2 separate regions of the Homo sapiens genome follow, and region 1 is linked to region 2. Evidence: chromatin loops called from intact Hi-C (ENCODE). Cell type or tissue: mammary epithelial cell. All regions are shown on one strand. Each heading gives the region's core, and the rest is flanking DNA. Links, peaks and the distances in the headings are about the cores only.

Region 1 (9,807 bases), core at 1,133-9,132, 370 kb after region 2:
TGTGCACTAGGAGAACCCTAAGCCCAGCAATGATGACTCTTGCAGAGCTCTTAAGGTATCACTTTGGTGGTCTTAAGTAAGATCCAAGAGAATTCCCTGGATTACCAGGCAAAGACTCTTGCTCTCTTCTCTTATTTTCACCCAGACAGAGTCTCTTTCTCCATGCTGAACTGCTTGGAGCTGGGTGACACAAGCAGCCTTGTGGCCTCAACAACTGGGACTGTACTAGGTCAGACCTGAAGCCAGCACGGCACTGGGTCTTGCCTGGCTACCGTCTGTTGTTCACTCAAGGCCTAAAGGCTCTTTAGTCAACAGGTGGCGAATCCAGCCAGGCTTGTGTCCCTCCCTTCAGGGTGGTGAGCTCTCCCTAAGCCCAGGGCAGGTCCAGAAATGCTGTCTGGGCAGGGCCTGGACTTGGGAACGTTAGGAATCTACCTGGTGCTCTTTCCACTGCGCCTGAGCTGGCACCTAAACCGCAAGATGAAGTCCTTCCTACTCTTCCATCTTCTTCCCTCAAGGAGAAGGAGTCTCTCCCCCTAGTCACCACAATCCCAGGCCTGCAGTGATCACTGCCTGGCTACCAGTGATGTTCACTCAAGGCCCAAGAGCTCTTCAGTCAGCTTGTGGTGAAGGCTGCCAGGCTTCAGTCTCTTCCTTCATGCACTGGGCACTGTGCTCCCCTCTGGCTCAGAGCAAGTCCAGAAATGCCACTCAGGGGCCAAGGCCTGGAATCAGGGACCCCAGGATCCTGCTTTGTGCTCTATCCCACTATGGCCGACTTGGTACCCAAGCTGCAAGACAAAGCCCCTTTACTCTTTCCTCTCCTTTCCTCAAGTAGAAGGAGTCTCTCCCTGTGACCACCACAGCTGGAAATGTGCTGGGTCACACCTGAAGTCGGCATGGCGCGGGATCTCACTCAAGTCTTGTGGTGAGTACTGCCTGGCAACTGGTGGTGTTAATTCAAGTCCGAGGACTCTTGGATCATCCGGTAATGAATCCTGCCTGAACCGGTACTTCTCTTTAAGACAGTGGCTAGAGTGTGTCAAGAAACGTTGTCCAGCAGACAGGGCCTGGAACGGGGGCCTCAGGATTCAGCCTGGTGCCCTATTCTACTGTGACTGAGCTGGAATGCAAGTTGCAAGACAAAGTTCTCTTTACCCTCCTCTCTCCTCTCCCCAGGCAGAAGGAAGTAGTCTCTCCTGGAGCTGCAAGCTGTGCTGCCTGAGGTCGTGGGAGGGGTAACACAAGCACACCCTTGGCCACCCCAGCTGGTGTCTCACAGGTTGTGTGCACAAAAAGACCACTGGCTCCAGCTCAGCACAGCACTAGGACTTGCCTAGGAATTTCAGTCCTTGTGGCCTAGACCACCTTTCAAGTTTATTTAGGACCCCAGAGCACTTTACCCCATGGTAGTGGGGCTAGTTGGAACTCAAGTTCTGTCTGGCTGCTGGGATGGATGATTCTTTTCCAGCTAGGGCTGGTCTAAATGCTCCCTCGTGGTTACTAGGTGAATTCTGCCCTGTGTGGCTTTCTGCTGTGACAGACAGCACTGAATTCCAATGCAAAGTCCAACAAACAGTTCACACTCCCTCCCCCAAGCACACAGATTCTCCCTCTGCACCACATGGCCACTGATGGGGAAGAGCGAGGGGTGGTGTCGACAACTCGAGATTGTCTTTCCCAGCCTCTTCAATGCCCCTTTCCTTGATATAATTTTAAAGCCAGGTACAGGGATTTTTGGTTATGACGGTGCTTTTTTGCATGGATGGTTGTTCTATTTGGTGTTCCTGTGAGGGGGATGATCACTGGAGGTCTCTATGTGGCCATCTTGCTCCACCACTTCTTTTTTTTTTTTTTTTTTTTGAGGCGGAGTCTCACTCTGTAGCCAGGCTGGAGTGCAGTGGCACGATCTCGGTTCACTGCAGCCTCTGCCTCCTGGCTTCAAGCAATTCTCCTGCCTCAGCCTCCCCAGTAGCTGGGACAACAGGTGTGCACCACCATGCTTTTGGTTAAAACACAATACTCCAAGCTTGTCATAATTTGTAAACCTCAGCTTTCTAAACCTCAGCCATTTCCCCAATGAACTGAAGATAACGGTGTTTAGAAATGAAGGTCTGGGCCGGGCGTGGTGGCTCACGCTTGTAATCCTAGCACTTTGGGAGGCTGAGGTGGGTAGATCACGAGGTCAGAAGATCGAGACCATCTTAGCTAACACGATGAAACCCCGTCTCTACTAAAAATACAAAAAATTAGCCGGGCATGGTGGCGGGCGCGGTGGCGGGCGCCTGTAGTCCCAGCTACTCTGGAGGCCGAGGCAGAAGAATGATGTGAACCGGGAGGCGGAGCTTGCAGTGAGCCGAGATTTCACCACTGCACTCCAACCTGGGTGACAGAGTGAGACTCCGTCTTAAAAAAAAAAAAAGAAATCAAGGTCTGCATTGTGTCTGGGTGTAGTGCTCATTGATACAGAGGCATCACTGCTTCTAGGTCTTCTTCAACAGACAGAGCTAGGAAATACATACACATATTTATGTACACATGCACTACTCATATACACAATAATTAGGTCTGCATTTTGATAGCACCAGATAGTCAGCATGCCTAACTTTGACACCTCAGCACTTCTGTTTTAAACCCTTAGCACTTTTCCAACACTCCTCCCTTCCCCAGCCTATTCTACAAAGAAGCTCCTGGGATATGGCAAGTTTGTTGAAGGTTGTGTTTTGTGCCATTTTGTTCACTGGAAGGCATTTTAGGGGGCTGGATAGGTTTGGATCACTGAAAAATAATCAGAGCAGACTTTAGAGCTTAGACGATAGTCCTGATTCCTCTCATTTAATCGTATTTTCACAGAAATAAAAATCTGCTATTTTTGTAATTGGAAGAGGCAATTTGGATTTGAGGAGTCCATCGGTAGAAACTGCCCAATTGCAGCCCCTCTATTTAGTGATTATGTGGTCTATTTTGTGCCATAAGTAGATTCCCTTTTTCAAGTGTTTTTCTTCTTAAATGCTTTGATCACCAGGTTGCCTGTCATCACAGTTGTGCCGTACCCTCCCTAGCCATAGTTTGCGGTGATCTCCCCCTACTGGAGATGGTACAGGAAGTACTAACCGCCACAGGTAGCCTAGTGAAGAAAGAACCACAACCATAAGGAGCTGGTTATCATCCTCCTTTTTTTTTTTTTTTTTTGAGATGGAGTCTCGCTCTGTCTCCCAGGCTGGAATGCAGTGGCGCAATCTCGGCTCACTGCAAGCTCCGCCTCCCGGGTTCACGCCATTCTCCTGCCTCAGCCTCCCGAGTAGCTGGGACTACAGGTGCCCGCCACCACGCCCAGCTAATTTTTTGTATTTTTAGTAGAGACGGGGTTTCACCGTGTTAGCCAGGATGGTCTTGATCTCCTGACCTCACGATCCGCCCGCCTCGGCCTCCCAAAGTGCTGAGATTACAGGCGTGAGCCACTGCGCCCCGCCCATCCTCTATTTTTGCACAGTTGAACTGAATCTTCCCAAAGTAATATTACTCACCTAGCAATCATAGACTAAATGAACTCTATACTATATAACTGTAACTCTACAAATGCATATAACTATATAACTATACACTCTATAAATGCACATGGCTAGGGAGGTCTTCTTCCAAGACAAGTTGGTCCCTGAAGGTGCTTCTCAATGACCGTCTTTTTTCTCTTGGTTTATGGCAGGACGGCGTTCTAAATGCAAAGGAATCAATGTTTTCACGTATCTCTTATGCTATATTTCTGCAAGAAGTTTATAACATAATTCTCTCGTTTCTAATACATGGACCAATCTTTCAATATATAGGATCTCTTTCCTGTGCCCCAAACTTAATAATAAGTACTATTCCTCAGTGACATTTCCTATCTATTAACCTGAGGATCATTCCCTGCTTTAATCTCTCAATAAAAGATTAAAAAGATAAAAGAAAGAAAGAAAAGGAAAGAAAACAACTTGAGCTGTGTGCATGTGTGTGCCAGTATGCCTGTGTGTGGGTGTGTATGTGGTTGCTGTGCAAATATTTGTTGCTTTTGTGTGAGTGTGAGTATATATGTGGTATGTGTGGCATGCATGTGGATTTGTGTATGTGGTTTGAGTGTGTGTGCTTTGTGTATGTGCCCATGCGTATGCATGTGAGTGTGTGTGTGTGTGTGTGTGTGTGTCTGCGCATGCACGTGCACATGATAATTAGTTCTTTGTGTGCCATTGCTGCCTCCTAGTGGCATCTATTCCTTTCCAAAGTGCTGGCAAAACAGTTGGGAAAGAAAAGAAGCCCTCATATTGAAGTTTCCTGTGTCAGGCACTGGGTACATTTTTCTACATATCTCACCTCTGTTAATTCAATCTCCCCAATCATCCCATAAGGAAAATAAATAAACTGAAGCTCAGGAAGATTATGTAACTTAGTTTACCGAGGTCACAAAGCTAATAAATGACAGAACCAGATATCTAAACTTCAGAATGATTTCTTTCGTACCATTTTTATACTGCTAGTTAAGCTATGATTTTTCCCAGTAGCTTCCTGGAAATATTTGCATTCTAAAGTTGGAGTTTTACAGCCTACTCCTGAAACAAGTTGGTAGAAAAGATTGTTGTATATTCAAGGCTTGGAAGTATCCTAGGTTGCTAGTTTTTATGGATACTGGCTAGGGCATTATGGCAATATGTATATCACTGAAGGGAAGGGAGAAAGAGTAGCCAGTTTATCTCTGTTAATATCCTATAGCATGAATTGCCCAAGAGGCTAAGATAGAAAAAGCAGCAGAAGGAGGAATGAAATGGTGAATATTGCTTAGTTCTAGCATAAGGAAGAAATCCAAAGTCACTGTGCTAAAGGCAGTGACTCTTTTCTTAGTAGTGAAAAAAAGAAAATATGCCTCCTCATTCTTAGTTTCTGCAATCTTTATACTGTATTTATTTATTTATTCTATTAAAAAAATAGAGACAGGGTCTCGCTATGTTGCTTAGGCTGGTCTGAAACTCCTGGGCTCAAGTAATCTGCCTTCCTCGGCCTCCCACAGTGTTAGGATTACAGGCGTGAGCCGCTGTGCCTGGCCTATAATGCATTCATTTGTGGTATAATCTATACTTCTGTGGTCTGTAAATAGAAAGTTCTGCATTACTTACCATTCAGTTTAAGGAATTTACCAGGTACAGGATTGTTTTCATATTTGTCTCTAATGTGTTTATATAATAATTACAATTCTTGGTATTTACAAATTGTTTTCCATCTAGATAGCTAAAAGTCATTTACATTTTTCACTCTAATGATGGAGTATCTTAATAATGCAAAATGGTGAATCACGGAAATTTGATTGCTTTGAATGTTAGCTTATGCATATTGCTAATTTTGAAACAATAAATTAAAAATATGGAAGATACTTATATCTGTCTAATATATCCATATAACTATATATAAAGTTCCACAAAAATAGATAAAGGACAAAAGAGATACTTTGCAGAAGAATAAAAGACTAATAGAGATATTTAAATATTTCAACTTCTCTAATAGTGAAAAATGCAAAGTAAAAAGGGATGCTTTTTTTTTTTACACACAATTAGCACAGATCTAAAAAACCATTAATGTGAGACAGTCATTCGCACAGACCATTGAGTGAAGTTGCAATTTGAAAAATACTTCCAGTAAGTGATTTGGCAGTACTGATCAAAAGCCTTAATGCTTTTATAATGCCCATAAGAATATCTTTTATGGAGAGAGCTAAAATTTCAACCAAGATGTATATAATCAAAGGCATTCATTGCAACATTATTTATAAGGGCAAGAATTGGTAAACACAGGAGAGTAATTGAGAAAATTATCATATCCATATGATGACATAATAAGTAGATATTAAAAATGATAATATAGATATAAAAATTTGAGTAAATATATACAAATGTTAATAGTAGTTATTACTTAATGGCAGGATTGCACATAAGTCTTTTCTTCTTTAAACTTTCCAGTATTTTTCAATTTCCTTATAAGGGAAATGAAACTTTGAAACCATGAAAACTTTTTACTTTTAATTTTTAATTTTATTTATTTATCTTTTTGAGACGGAGTTTCGCTCTTGTTGCCCAGGCTGGAGTGCAATGGTGTGATCTTGGCTCACTTCAAACTATGCCTCCCAGGTTCAAGCGATTCTCTGGCCTCAGCCTCCTGGGTAGCTGGATTACAGGCATGTGCCACCATGCCCAGCGAATTTTGTATTTTTAGTGGAGACGGGGTTTCTCCATGTTGGTCAGGCTGGTCTCGAGCTCCCGACCTTGGGTGATCCACTCGCCCTGGCCTCCTAAAATGTTGGGATTACAGGCATAAAAAAGCTATTTAATACACGTTTTACTTTTTCTGCTCTTTCTTTACATCACTCTTTTCCTTATCTTTATCTTTCCCCTTGTCAGCTTTTCTATCTTTTTGCTCTCTTTTTTCTCCTGCCCTTCTTTCTTGTCTCCATCCTGGTTGGCAATCTTGTTGTTGATGAGGTTGTGCAGGGCGACCACAGAATGGATCAGTGAGGCCCACAGAATGGATCAGTGAGGCCAAGTACACTACCACCATCTGGTCATTGGTCCTCAGGTAAAAGGCTTTAATAGGCTCCTGCAGGCTAACATCTGGCAGCAGGTTGAAGACGTCCTGCAGCTCGTAGATGATCTGGTGGTTGATGCGCAGCTTGCCTGTGGCTACTTTTTCCAGGTAGCTCCTGATATCCAGAAGCTTGGAGTTCGGTCCCTTCAAACCATGGACCCGGTTTGTGATCCGCTGGGACAGAGTGCCCACCGTTGTGTTGTGTCTTTGATGTCTCGTAACAAGTGTTCAACTCCAACTTCCTCAGCTTACTCTGCTCCAATTTCACTGGTCACATGTTCAAATGTTTTCAAGGTTGGAGTTCCATCATCTTGGATTTCTTCCACTGAAATGTATGCTTCTGTGGGCAGCCCTAGGTCCTTTGGATTCACGTCAATAATGATCAATACCGAGTTAGGATAGTATCTTTTCATGAGTTCATTGATGGTAATGCCATTCTTGTGTATTTTCAGGCCTGTGTGGTACCAGCCAACTATTCTTTCTCTGGCATTGACTTTCTTAAACATTCCATACATGTTTTCCAAATAATCATGGTCTAAAAACCACATAGAATTGTCTTTGTCATCTTCATCAAAAGGAACTGCAAAACTGTTCAATACATCAAGTACTTTCTTTTGCCATGACCCCCAAAACAGACCAATGACGCATTTCTGGATTCCAACCTTGCCGATTCGGTTGAAATGATCCACCACGCTGAGCAGCACCGGGGATGGCCCACCACCTTCTGTACTACCAGCTCTGGCATCGAGACACACCTCGCCCAGGCCTGGCTCCCTGCTACCTGCAAACACCGGCAGCGGTAGTGATTTCCCTGGGGCTCCATCAGGCCCAGGCTCTTCTTCCCTCAGCAAAACAAAAAACCCAAATAACAGTGGCTTAAACAAACAACGGTAATCTCTAGGTCTCCCACTATAGTTACTTTAATTTTATGGAGCAAGAGTTTAAATTATACAGATTGGCCGGGTGCGGTAGCTCATGCCTGTAATCCCAGCACTTTGGGAGGCCAAGGCGGGTGGATCACCTGAGGTCGGGAGTTCGAGACCAGCCCGACCAACATGGAGAAACCCTGTCTCTACTAAAAATACAAAAAATTAGTCGGGTGTGGTGGCACATGCCTGTAATTCCAGCTACTGGGGAGGCTGAGGTAGGAGAATCGCTTGAAGCTGGGAGGCGGAGTTTGCAGTAAGCACGCCATTGCACTCCAGCCTGGGCAACAAGAGCAAAACTCTGTCTCAAAAAAAAAAAAAAAAAAATATATATATATATATATATACACACATACATATCTATACAGATCATCAGATTTAATCCTTCAAGATACAGATTAGTTCAAATTACAGACGAATAATTATCTTTCTAATTAATAAAAGCTCACATTTTCCTATTGATTTTTTCTGTAGAGAATAATTGAATTCACATTGTTCAATGTCATCTAGACTAATTCTTAAGTTTATATTTTGAAAATAAGCAGATCCCTTTCAACATGGGAAGTATAGCACAGTTATCTTCCCACACAGAAAATAAAAACAATTATTTTTAGGGTCCTCTTTGTACTACCATTATCAACAATGTCACCATTTGATTTTTAAAAATTGAGATAAGATGTCATTTGTTTTTGAAACAAACCTACTTTCATTTAAGTCATTTGTAGCTGTTAGGAAACAATATTTTCAATAGAAATAGTGTTTCAATGTCACTCTCTTTTTATCAAAGATAAAACAAGGTTCTGTATATATTTTCCTATGCTGACTTTATAAGCACAGCACGGTGTTTTCTTTATTTCCTCTCTATCCCAAAACGTGATTTATATCTTTTTTTTTTTTTTTTGAGACAGAGTCTCACTCTGTCACCCAGGCTGCAGTGCGGTGGTGCGATCTTGGCTCACTGCAATGTCTGCCTCCTGGGTTCAAGCAATTCTCCTGCCTCAGCTTCCTGAGTAGCTGGGATTACAGGTGCCCACCACCAAGCCTGGCTAATTTTTGTATTTTTAGTAGAGATGGGGGTTTCACCATGTTGGTCAGTCTGGTCTCGAACTCCTGAGCTTGTGATCCGCCCACCTCGGCCTCCCAAAGTGCTGGGATTATAGGCGTGAGCCATCGCGCCCAGCTGCATTATTTATATACCTTTTAAGCCAGGTGACATAATCTGAGTTGAAATGTGGTTATTTGGTATTTGTCTTATTACCTCCTACTATCTCATAAATTTTTGGAGGGTAGAGACTTATCTTTTTTCTCATAAGTCCAGAATCTTTGTTGTAGTTAGAACCATTTGGGTTTACCCATCAGTTCAGTCCTCTGAGAAAATAACCCCAAACCCTCTCCCCAAAGTGCAAAGATGAGCTAAGAAAGTCATGTTTATACAATAGGATGCCCTATCTCCTGGCCATATCTCATTGGACTAATTGTGCTTACCTGATTCAAATTAGATCACTCAGTTTCACTCTCCGTAGCAAGAGATTTATATTCAGAAAAGTTAGTCTTCCGGGTTTCTAGACTGGAAGCTTTATGCATAGGGTGGTCATATTCTACCACATGTGCAGAGAAAAGCACGAAAATTAATGTTCATTCATTTGGTGATTCAGTGAACATTTATGGATTGTTTCTATATGGTAGGTACCCTGCAAGGTGCTGTCTGTGCAATGGTGAACCTAACAGGTATCGTCTTCATTCTTTTGGAAACTATAGGCATTTTTAAAAGATTACACCTGGGTTGGGTGCAGTGGCTCACACCTGTAATCCCAACACTTTAGGAGGCAGAGGTGGGTGGATCACTTGAGGTCAGGAGTTCAAGATCAGCCTGGCCAACATGGTGAAACCCCATCTCTACCAAAAATATAAAAAATTAGCTGGGTGTGGTGGCACGCGCCTGTAATCCCAGCTACTCTGAAGGCTGAAGCAGTAGAATTGTTTGAACCCGGGAGGTGGAAGTTGCAGTGAGCTGAGATCACACCACTGCACTCCAGTCTGGACGACAGAGCGAGACTCCGTCTCAAATAAATAAATAAATAAATAAATAGATTCCACTAATTAATATTTGATGACAAATTTTGATAAATGCAATGAAGAAAAGAGAACCAGGGGATTTGAAAGGAAATAAGGGCTGGTTTGAGAATCAGTGAAGGCCTCTCTGAGGTACTGATATTTAAGCTAAGGTGAAGAGCAAAGTGTCATAGCATTTCCAGTGGAGGAAACATTCCCTTAATAT
Region 2 (9,807 bases), core at 1,233-9,232:
AAGGCTGCAGTGAGCTGTGGGTTACCAGGATAATTTGACTAACTGGAACATTTCTGGAAAGGTGGTTCATCTTGCGTATTTTCTCAGTTACTGATATTCTTTTTTTTTTCCTCCCCCTGAGATGGAGCCTTGCTCTGTGGCCCAGACTGGAGTGTCATGGTGCAATCTTGGTTCACTGTAACCTCTTGCTCCCGGGTTCAAGCTATTCTCCTGCCTCAGCCTCCTGAGTAGCTGGGATTACAGGTGCCCACCACCACGCCTGGCTAATTTTTGTACTTTTAGTAGAGATGGGGTTTTGCCATGTTGGGCAGGCTGGTCTCGAACTCCTGACCTCAGGTGATCCGCCCACCTCTGTCTCCCAAAGTGCTGGGATTACAGGCGTGCGCCACCATGCCCAGCCTGATATTCTTTATAGCCTCTCAAAGTACAATATTCATTCTGGAAACTATAAATTCAATCATAGCTTAATCTATCAGCATCTAGAGGTATTACGCACTTACCATGTCTAGGATCACAGCATCACAGACACCACAGTCTCTGAATCCCACCTCTATCAGCTAAGTGAACAGACAGCATCCCAATTATATGGAGTGGCACGTCAGACGGAATTATACGGAGTGGCACACTGGATGGAATGTCAACATAACACAACCACACACAGAACGTTCCCTGCACTATCATACAGAGTAATAGTTATCTGGCTTTCCATGGCATCCAACAGGCTTCGTATTTCAAAAGCAAAACACTCAGTGGTAAGATCTACCACCCATTTTTCTACCTTCTCCACTCCTACCCCTGCTTCAGAGTGGTCTTTTATCTGCTCTACGGACTCAGGTTCCGTGGAAGGTTTTATTTGCAAAAGTATATGTCTACCGTCAAACAAAAGTTTTTAAACCACTTGCCTAGGTCAATAGTTTGTTTCCTGAGAAAAACAATTTCTAAAACATTGATTGAGGAAGGTTGTTCAATTAAATTTAAGTTCATTAAAACATGGGGTTTTTTTCCCTCTTTCAGTTAAGTATACAGTATTTCTTCTGACCAATTAATTTGACTAAAGGTTCCACCAAATTAACTTTTTCTTCCATGAAGGAGAATGCTGCAAATTTTAGTGATAATAAGACTTAAAATGATTAAGGTGTGTCAAACTTATTCCTAATGTGGCATGTTGTAATTTGTTAAAAGGCAAATAATAAAACTTAAACATATTTGTATATACCGACAAGAATTACTTTTGAAATATGGATTAAAAAAAAACAATTATTTCCTGAACCAGCACCTCTCCTGTATATTCAACCATCCAAAATGGTCAGTTAATAATGTGAAAACACAGAAATAAGTACACGCAATGCCACAAGATGATAGGGATTAGGAATGGGAAAACACTACATGTTAGGACTTCTCCAGAATTCCTCCATTCTGTTGGTTACTTTCTCACTGAGCTTTTGTTTTCACATCTTCATATCTACAGACATTTAGTACGAAATTTAAGAAGTATATGTAAACACGATTAGAACCCCTCTGGAATGTGTGGTTTATGCAAACAGATTTATGACTCTGCAGTTGCAATTTGCAAACAGTGCTCACAGATATTACCTTCCCTTACCTTCACAGCAACCTTAGAGGTGGGTGGATGTGATTTCCATATGTAGATTTAATATTATTTTCAGGAGGAGGTACCCACGGAGGATGGCTGAGTGACATGCTCCAGGTCAGGACTAGAAGCTGTAACTAGAACCCAGGGCTCTTGGCTTTGGGCCCAGAGAACATCCCACCAGATTATGCTGCCAATCTGCTAATGGAAATTTAATTCCCACAATTTGGGTTGAGAAGTTTACAGCTATTTAAATACACAGCTCCAGACGAGCACAGTTATATCAAGACATTACATATAATTTTAATAGGAAAACTGCCAAAACTAGTAAGGCATGGCAGAAAAGCCCGAAAAAGAGCTAAAGCAGAGTCTTTCACACCCTAAGAAAGTGATTTAGCAATATCACGATCTCACTCTACTCACTGGCACCGCCTCCTCCTCTCACCCATGCCTCGCAGGCATCACAGACAGTAGCAACACGCTGCACAATAGCCTGGGTGTTTGAAGGCACTGCTTTTTAAAAATTTTTAAAGAAATTTTAAAGTGTTTTATTTTTTCTGTTGATCTATCATAGCTGTACATACTGAAGGCATTTCTAAAACAAACACGTTTTAATAGGTGTAGCATACATGTTTTACATGCACAAGTCATAATATGCAGCCTGATGGATTCTCACAACATAATCTCGCCTGTGTATCCACAAACCCGTCCATCGTCAGAATGGAACGAGAGCCCCAGAAGTCCCCTTGTGCCTGTTCTAGTCACTCTTCTCCCCAGCAAGATGTGGTTACCTTGACCCCTAGGCACTAGAGATGAGTGTTGCCTCTTTTTGAGTTTTATATACAGAAAACAATTCTGTGCCTGGGTTCTTTCTCTCAGTGTTATGTCTGCAAGACATCACACTTTTGTTGCACATAACAGGTTTTTCATTCAGGGCTGCACAGTACCCCATGATAGGATTATACAAAAAAATCCATTCTACATGTGAGGAACATCTGAGTTGTTTCCAGGTTAAGGCAATTATGAATAATACTTCTGTGAACATTTTGGGCATGACTTTTGGGGTACACATGCATGTTTCTTTTGGGGATCCACCTACGAGAAGAATTGCTGTCTGACAGGAGTGTGTATTCAGCTTTAGTCAATACTGACAGTTTTCTAAAGTGGTTATAGCAATTTGCATACCAGGAGCATGTCCTCACCAACACTTAGTACTGTGGTCTTTTTCATTTTATTCTTTCTTACGACTGCTGGTGACATCCCATTGCAGTTTTAATTTGCATTCCCCTGATGACCCAGGTTGAACACTTTATGTTTATTGTCCATTTTTATATCCTCTTTCATGAAGTTTACAAATCTCCTCCCCATTTTTCTACTGGATTGTCTTTCTTACTGATCTGTAGGAGGAGGTTTTCTTTTTTTTTGAGATGGAGTTTCACTCTTCTTGCTCAGGCTGGAGTGCAGTGGCATGGTCTCAGCTCACTGCAACCTCCACCTCCTGGGTTCAAGCGATTCTCCTGTCTCAGCCTCCCAGGTAGCTGGGATTACAGGTGCCTGCCACCATGCCTGGCTAATTTTTGTATTTTTAGTAGAGACAGAGTTTCACCATGTTGGCCAGGCTGTCTTGAACGCCTGACCTCAGGCGATCCCCGCCTGCCTCGGCCTCCAAAGTGCTGGGATTACAGGTGTGAGCCACCGCACCTGACCTTTTTTTTAAATTCAGGACACAAGCCCTTTAACAGGTATAAGTGTAGCAAATATCTTCCCCCAATACCAGTCTACCTTTCATTCTTTGATGTTTCAATTAACAAAAATGCCTGATTAATCTTTTCCTTTAGGGTTAGTTCTATTTAGATCCTGTTTACAAAATTATTTTGTACCTCAACTTCATAAACATGTTCTCTGTCATTTTCTAGAACATTTATTGTTTTACAATTAGGTCTACTATCTATCTGTAATTGGTTTTTGTGTAGGGTGTTACTTGTGGTTGAGGTTTTTAAAATATAGATATCCTATTGACCAGCCTCATTCATTAAAAAAACCACTGCTTGGCAACTGAAGGCTTAGCTTTAAGACTAAAAAGATGACCCAGAAAAAAGTTTCCAAAGACCCTACGTTTCCAGTCTTTGATTTACCTACATATCCCTGCCTAACTCTTTTAGGAACATGGAAGTGTAAGTCCAAAGATGAAAGGCTTTGTTCTCAATTTCATCACTTCATTGAGTCCCACAAAATTATCCTTTTTCCTGACTGGTAAGCTGTAGAACATGGAACATGAGGAAATGATTTTTAAATCATCTCAAAATTAAATGATTATAATGTCATTTTATGCCACAATGAACTGTTTATGTACTTCTCAAACCCCATTTTTAAAATTTCATTTTAAAAACATCCCTACTTCATTAGCTCCACACCAGCTATACGAATGAGCTGTCCATGGCAACAGCAGTAAGTGCACTGAAGACAGATTTCTGCAGCGCCAGCCTTCCTGGCCTCCAGTACCCTGCTGAGCAACAAGCAGAGGACCCAGCACCCGCACTCAAGCTTCCTAAACCACGAATTACTCCTCACCAGCACCCAAAAGCAGCTCCCAGAACAAGCTGGTGGAAAATGTAGTGGGGAAAACACTAACCTCTACCACAAATAAAGACTCTGCACATCTATTTTTTGGGGGTTTTTTGAGACAGAGTCTTATTCTGTCGTCTAGGCTGGAGTGCAGTGGTGCCATCTCAGCTCACTGCAACCTCTGCCTTTGGGGTTCAAGTGATTCTCATGCTTCAGCCTCCCTAGCAGCTGGGATTACAGGTGTGTGCCACCATGCCCAGCTAATTTTATAATTTTACTAGAGATGGGGTTTCATCGTGTTGGCCAGGCCAGTCTCGAACTACTGACCTCAAGTGATCTGCCTGCCTCAGCCTCCCAAAGTTCTGGGATTACAGGCATGAGTCACCACGCCAGACCTCTGCTGGTCTATTATTTAATGCAGTCCAATGTATTAACATTTTCCTTTACACTTAGTGCTTTTTATAATCCGTTTAAGAATTTTTCCAGGAAACACATAGAAATATTGTACATTATCTCTCTTCCCCATCCACTGGCTCACGAAGATCTTGGTTGTATCACAGTCATGGCATGAATCAGATTTTTGGACTTCTTCCCATCTGATTTTCACTTATAGGAATTTTTCAAATCGTTCTTAAATAAACCTAATAAGGATGTTTTCCCAAACGCAGGTTACCTTGGCATCAAATTTCTCAAGTGTCTGGCTCCGAGGTGGATCTGGAATTTTCAGCCTCTTTGTGATGTTAGCAGGGCTTTTTATTTCCATGAAATCTTGAGGTAACAGAGGGTAGGGAGGAGAGAGCAAACACTGACATCCCAGACTGGGAAAGGGGAGAGATGGTGGAAACTGAGACCAAAACACTAAAAACTGCTGGGTCCATTTTTCTTCCCACTGGGAATTCAGGCAACAGCATCAAGGGCTGGTACAAGGCATAGCCTCGGAGACAGACCTGCCTGTGGCCTGGCAGGATCTCCTGCTTAAGGGCCTTATTGCCCTGCTTCATTAACAGCCACGGCTTAGCAACAATCTGCCAGCAGGGGTCAGTCTCGGTCGCCACACAGAAGCCAGGAGGCTCTCTCCAGCTACAAAGCCACGCTCTGGAATGTTCCAGAAGTTGTTCGGTGCCACTGCACAACACTCAGCTTCTCTTCCTATCTTGTCACCTCGGCACCTGTTTCCTAGTTTTTCAAGATTGCATTTCATACTTAGAGAAATTAATTACCTTATATTCCTGTGGCAGAATTTCATACTGAGCTAAATAATTATACCAAGTTCCCCATATCATGTATAAAACCTCCCTTTCCCTTGATTTTCCTTACGGTAGCAGAAAGGTCGACCTTTTCCATATTTTAAAATTAAGGAAAGGACGCATTCTTACTTGCAGTGGAAAATGTACAAATATTACATAATGTGACAATTGTATTTTCTAATATTCCCATTGAGGGTTTAGTTATCTATGGGATAAATTTCTTTTTTCTCTCTAAATTACAAAACATCCTTTCATTAAGCATCTTGCCCCAAACAGCTCCTCTCAAAGTCCCTGGGAGGCTGGCAAGGGGCTCATGGCCTATACTGCCTAACCCCAAGCTCTCCTTGGACTTACTCGGAGGCTGTGTCCCAAACACCAAACAGTAGGGGCACCTGCACTGAGACCAGGAAAGCAAATCTGATGTCAAAAAGGTGTAGAATGAAGAATCTATTTCTACTTTAAATTTGAGGGTGGCTCTTTTTCAAGACACACTGCTGAATTAACAAACAGTTCTGGTCTAATAAATGATTATATTTCATGCTAGAAGGATATAACTATACTTAGTAGGTTACCTTTTCCTAAAAAATAAAATAAAATTCCCCCATGGATCTAAGTCCCATCAAATACAACATTCAGGAGGGCATAAGTTCTCATTTCCCAAAGTGGGGAAAGCTGTTGCAAAAAAAAAAAAAAAAAAAAAACCAAAAAACAACAACAGTTCTTCACAATGCCTGTCTTCCAACAAGTCTGTCTTACTGGTATTTTAAAGTGTGCTCATCTAAAAGTATATTCTCTGCTTCTTTCTCCCTAAAACATAAAAAATATTTCTAAAGCTAATGGCATCCATCTTCTTTCCACTTCTGGACTGATAAAACCTCAAAAGAAAAAAAGTAAGGGAACTTTGAGATGGGCAACAGAGCCCATCTGCCCGTTCCCTGGGATGGGGCTGGGTCACTCTGAAAGAAGGAATCCAGGTATCATCAGCAGATCTGAAAGGGGCCATAGAGGAAATGTGTTCAAGAGTGCATCTTAGCCCAAGGGTGCTGAGAGAGGGTCCAGGAAGACAAGGTATCCAAGGACTCTGGATACCCCACCTATCCGTCCTACCCCTTGCAGCTACAATGATCTATCTAAAATTTAAATCCCCAACATCTTCAGGGCTCACAAACAGCTGGCAGGTGTGACCCCAGCTCCTGCATTTTAGTCCTTAATTCTAATAGGCCAGGTAACCTCATTGCAGGCAAGACACTTGAGGACTAGGGCTGTGGTAGTCAACTTTGATTTCCCGGGGTAGTCAACGGACTCAAAAACAGCATTAAAATGAATATACATAGTGGGTAGATCAATGGGCTACAGGCAAGGCCTTTTTGGAAAATAGTAAACAGGTTCCAAGTGTTTCTATGTCCTGCCATGCCACCCACCAAGACAGGAGGGCACACAGGGACTTGGAACAGAAAAAGATAACACCTGTGCATTTCATTAGTACATATCTCTCAGCATCAGCCTTCTCCAGACTTCAACATGCATAGATGTTGGAAGAAACACCGCGACTGAGAAGAAAAAGGGGCCTCCTATGCCAGAAAGAGGCCATGCATCCTGAAGCCGCTACTGATTTGTAGCCCTGGCTTTCTGCTAGAGCAACTTCATTTTATAAAGAAAGTCCCACGTTATAATTGTGGAGCTACGATTCATATTTTGCTTTCAGGCTTTTAGCCAGAGCTGGGATTAAAATTCAGAAAGAGGCTAGGTGGGTGCCTTAGAACACAGACACCCTGCTGGGGATTGCTGGATGAGAAAGCAAAAGGTCAAGAAATGTAAATGGAGAAGGTACAATGCAAATTGAACTTTAGAGCAGCTTTCCCCTGCTCAGCATGCTCTCAGGGGCTGTAAGAGCTGGGCTGGAGACAAGAATCCCAAAACTGCAGTGCTCCAGGAAGGGATGCGGGCTGAGTGGGAATCACTTCCTGAGTACTCATTCTGACCCCATGTTGCACAAGCAGCACTCTATGAGAGGAATTACTTAGTCCCATTTTACGGTTAGGAAACCAAGGCTTAACGGGTAAGGAACTGCCAAAAGTTACATCCATAATAAGTGTTGGGACCAGAATGAGAACCGGGACATATCCTAAAGCCTCCTTTGTCTTTCCTGGGCCACTGGTGTGTGTTTCTTGTTGTGGTGGTGGTGGTGGTGATTGTTGTTTTGACACGGAGTCTTACTCTATCACCCAGGCTGGAGTGCAGTGGCGTGATCTTGGCTCAGTGCAACCTCTGCCAACCGGGTTCAAGCGATTCTCCTGCCTCAGCCTCCTGAGTAGCTGGGACTACAGGTGCCTGCCACTGCGTCCGGCTAATTTTTGTATTTTTAGTAGAGATGGGGTTTCACCATCTTGGCCAGGCTGGTCTTGAACTCCCGACCTCGTGATCCACCCACCTCAGCCTCCCAAAATGCTGGGATTACAGGCATGAGCCACTGCACCCGGCTGGCACTGGTCTTTTAAAAACAGTAGTGCTACTGTGGAGAAAAAGTGCCAAAATAATTTGATAATATCCAAATCTAATGTACTAAAACCCACAAAGTCATGGGTTTTGTTTCTTTCAATCACTGAATTATCTGAAGTGCTTCAACAGTGCTTGGCACATAGCAGGTACCTGAGAAACATCAGCTGAATAACATCCTTAAAGAGGCACCATGGACAAAAGCCACGCATTCCTCTTTTTCCCAGAAGCACCACCCAACAGAAACATTATGTGAGCTGTAGGTAATTTACAGTTTTCTAGTAGTCTCATTAAACAATTAAAAAGAGGCTGGGCACAGTGGCTCATACCTATAATCCCAGCACTCTGGGAGTTCGAGGCAGGTGGATCACCTGAGGTCAGGAGTTTGAGACCAGCCTGACCAACATGGTGAAACCTCATCTTTACTAAAAATACAGAAATTAGCCAGGTGTAGTGGTGGGCAAATGTAATTCTAGCTACTCGGGAGGCTGAGGCAGGAGAATCCCTTGAACCCGGGAGGCAGAGCCTGCACAGAGCCGAGATGGCCCCACTGCACTCCAACCTGGGCAACAGAGCGAGACTCTGTCTCGAAAGAAAGAAAGAGAAAGAAAGAAGGAAGAAAGGAAGAAAAGGAAGAAAGGAAGGAAGAGAGGAAGAAAGAAAGAGAGAGAGAAAGAAAGGAGGAAGGAAGGAAGGAAGGAAGGAAGGAAGGAAGGAAGGAAGGAAGGAAGGAAAGAAGAAACAAGTACAACAATTTTTAAATGTTTTATATAATCCAAGATATAAATTATCATTTCTATACATAACTGATGTAAGAAATTAATGATACTTTAAACTCTTTTGTTTATACTAAGTCTGAAATCCAACGTACCTCTGCACAGACAGTACAAACATCTCCATTTGGACCAGCCGCATTTCAACTGTTCAACAGCCTCACAGAGCCTATGGCTCCTAGACTGAACCACACAGGTCAGCACAGTCTGGAGTATTCAGACTAAGTCAACAGGAGAAAAAGAATGAGATATTTTGTGGCCCTTCCCATCTTGTCACATCAAGGGTCAAAAACTGAAATCTTAAAAGAGCACAGGACTTGGAAGCAACCAAGATACCCTTGAATAGGTGAATGGATAAACCATGGTATACCCAGATGATGGAATATGATTTAGCACTAAAAAGAAATGAACTATCAAGTCAAGAAAAGGCATGGAGGAAACTAAAGTGCATATTACTAAGTGAAAGAAGCCAATCTGAACAGGCTACATACTGCATGACTTCAACTATATGACATTCCAGAAAAGGAAAAACTATGGAGGCAATAGAAGGATCAGGGGCTGATGGGAGGGAGGGAAGAACAAGATGGAGCACAGAGGATTTTTAGGGCAGTGAAGATCCTCTGTATGATACTATAAAGGTGGATACGGGCCATGACACATTTGTCCAAACCCACAGACTATACACTACCAAGACCGAACCCTAATGTAGACCATGGACTTTTGTTAATAATATTGCATCAGTTGTAAGAAATGTACCACACTAATTAATGCAAGATGTTAATAAGAGGGGAGACTGTTGAGGAGAGGGGCAGGTATAAGGGAACACTGTACTTTCCACTCCATTTTCCTATAACCCTAAAACAATGGCTCTAAAAAATATCTTTTTAAAAAAAAAGCTAACAGGATGAAATAGCTGCTACAGTTATAGGTATATAACCAGAAATCAGAGAGAAGGGCCACTATTCCCTTCCAAATAATAATAAAATAAAACCATTCTGCATAAAAATTTATCAAGCTGGCCAGGCACAGTGTTCATGCCTGTAATCCCAGCACTTCGGGAGGCCGAGGTGGGCAGATAATCTGAGGTCAGGAGTTTGAGACTAGCCTGGCCAACATGGTGAAACCCTGTCTCTAC

The links. Hi-C counts contacts between places; a loop is a spot of excess contacts. Peaks named below come from ENCODE experiments on the same cell type or tissue, not always from the same donor. Only the 100,000 strongest peaks of a DNase experiment are listed, where the experiment ranks them.
Region 1: it touches region 2 in a loop (13-fold over the local background); 26 of 110 quality-filtered maps call a loop at or near these places.

Annotation. Positions count from the first base shown.
Region 1 is chr17:66,195,234-66,205,040 of GRCh38, reverse strand. It overlaps the pseudogene PSMD7P1. Among named protein-coding and RNA genes, the nearest start is that of CEP112, 8.0 kb to the right of the region's middle. In mammary epithelial cell, for the core only: a CTCF peak has its summit at 4,242 (motif pointing left); a DNase peak (open chromatin) is centred at 4,200.
Region 2 is chr17:66,562,778-66,572,584 of GRCh38, reverse strand. The region is part of intron 3 of PRKCA (protein kinase C alpha); the gene reads right to left. Among named protein-coding and RNA genes, the nearest start is that of PRKCA-AS1, 150 kb to the right of the region's middle. In mammary epithelial cell, for the core only: a CTCF peak has its summit at 5,193 (motif pointing right); DNase peaks (open chromatin) are centred at 4,784 and 5,174; H3K27ac peaks cover 572 bases.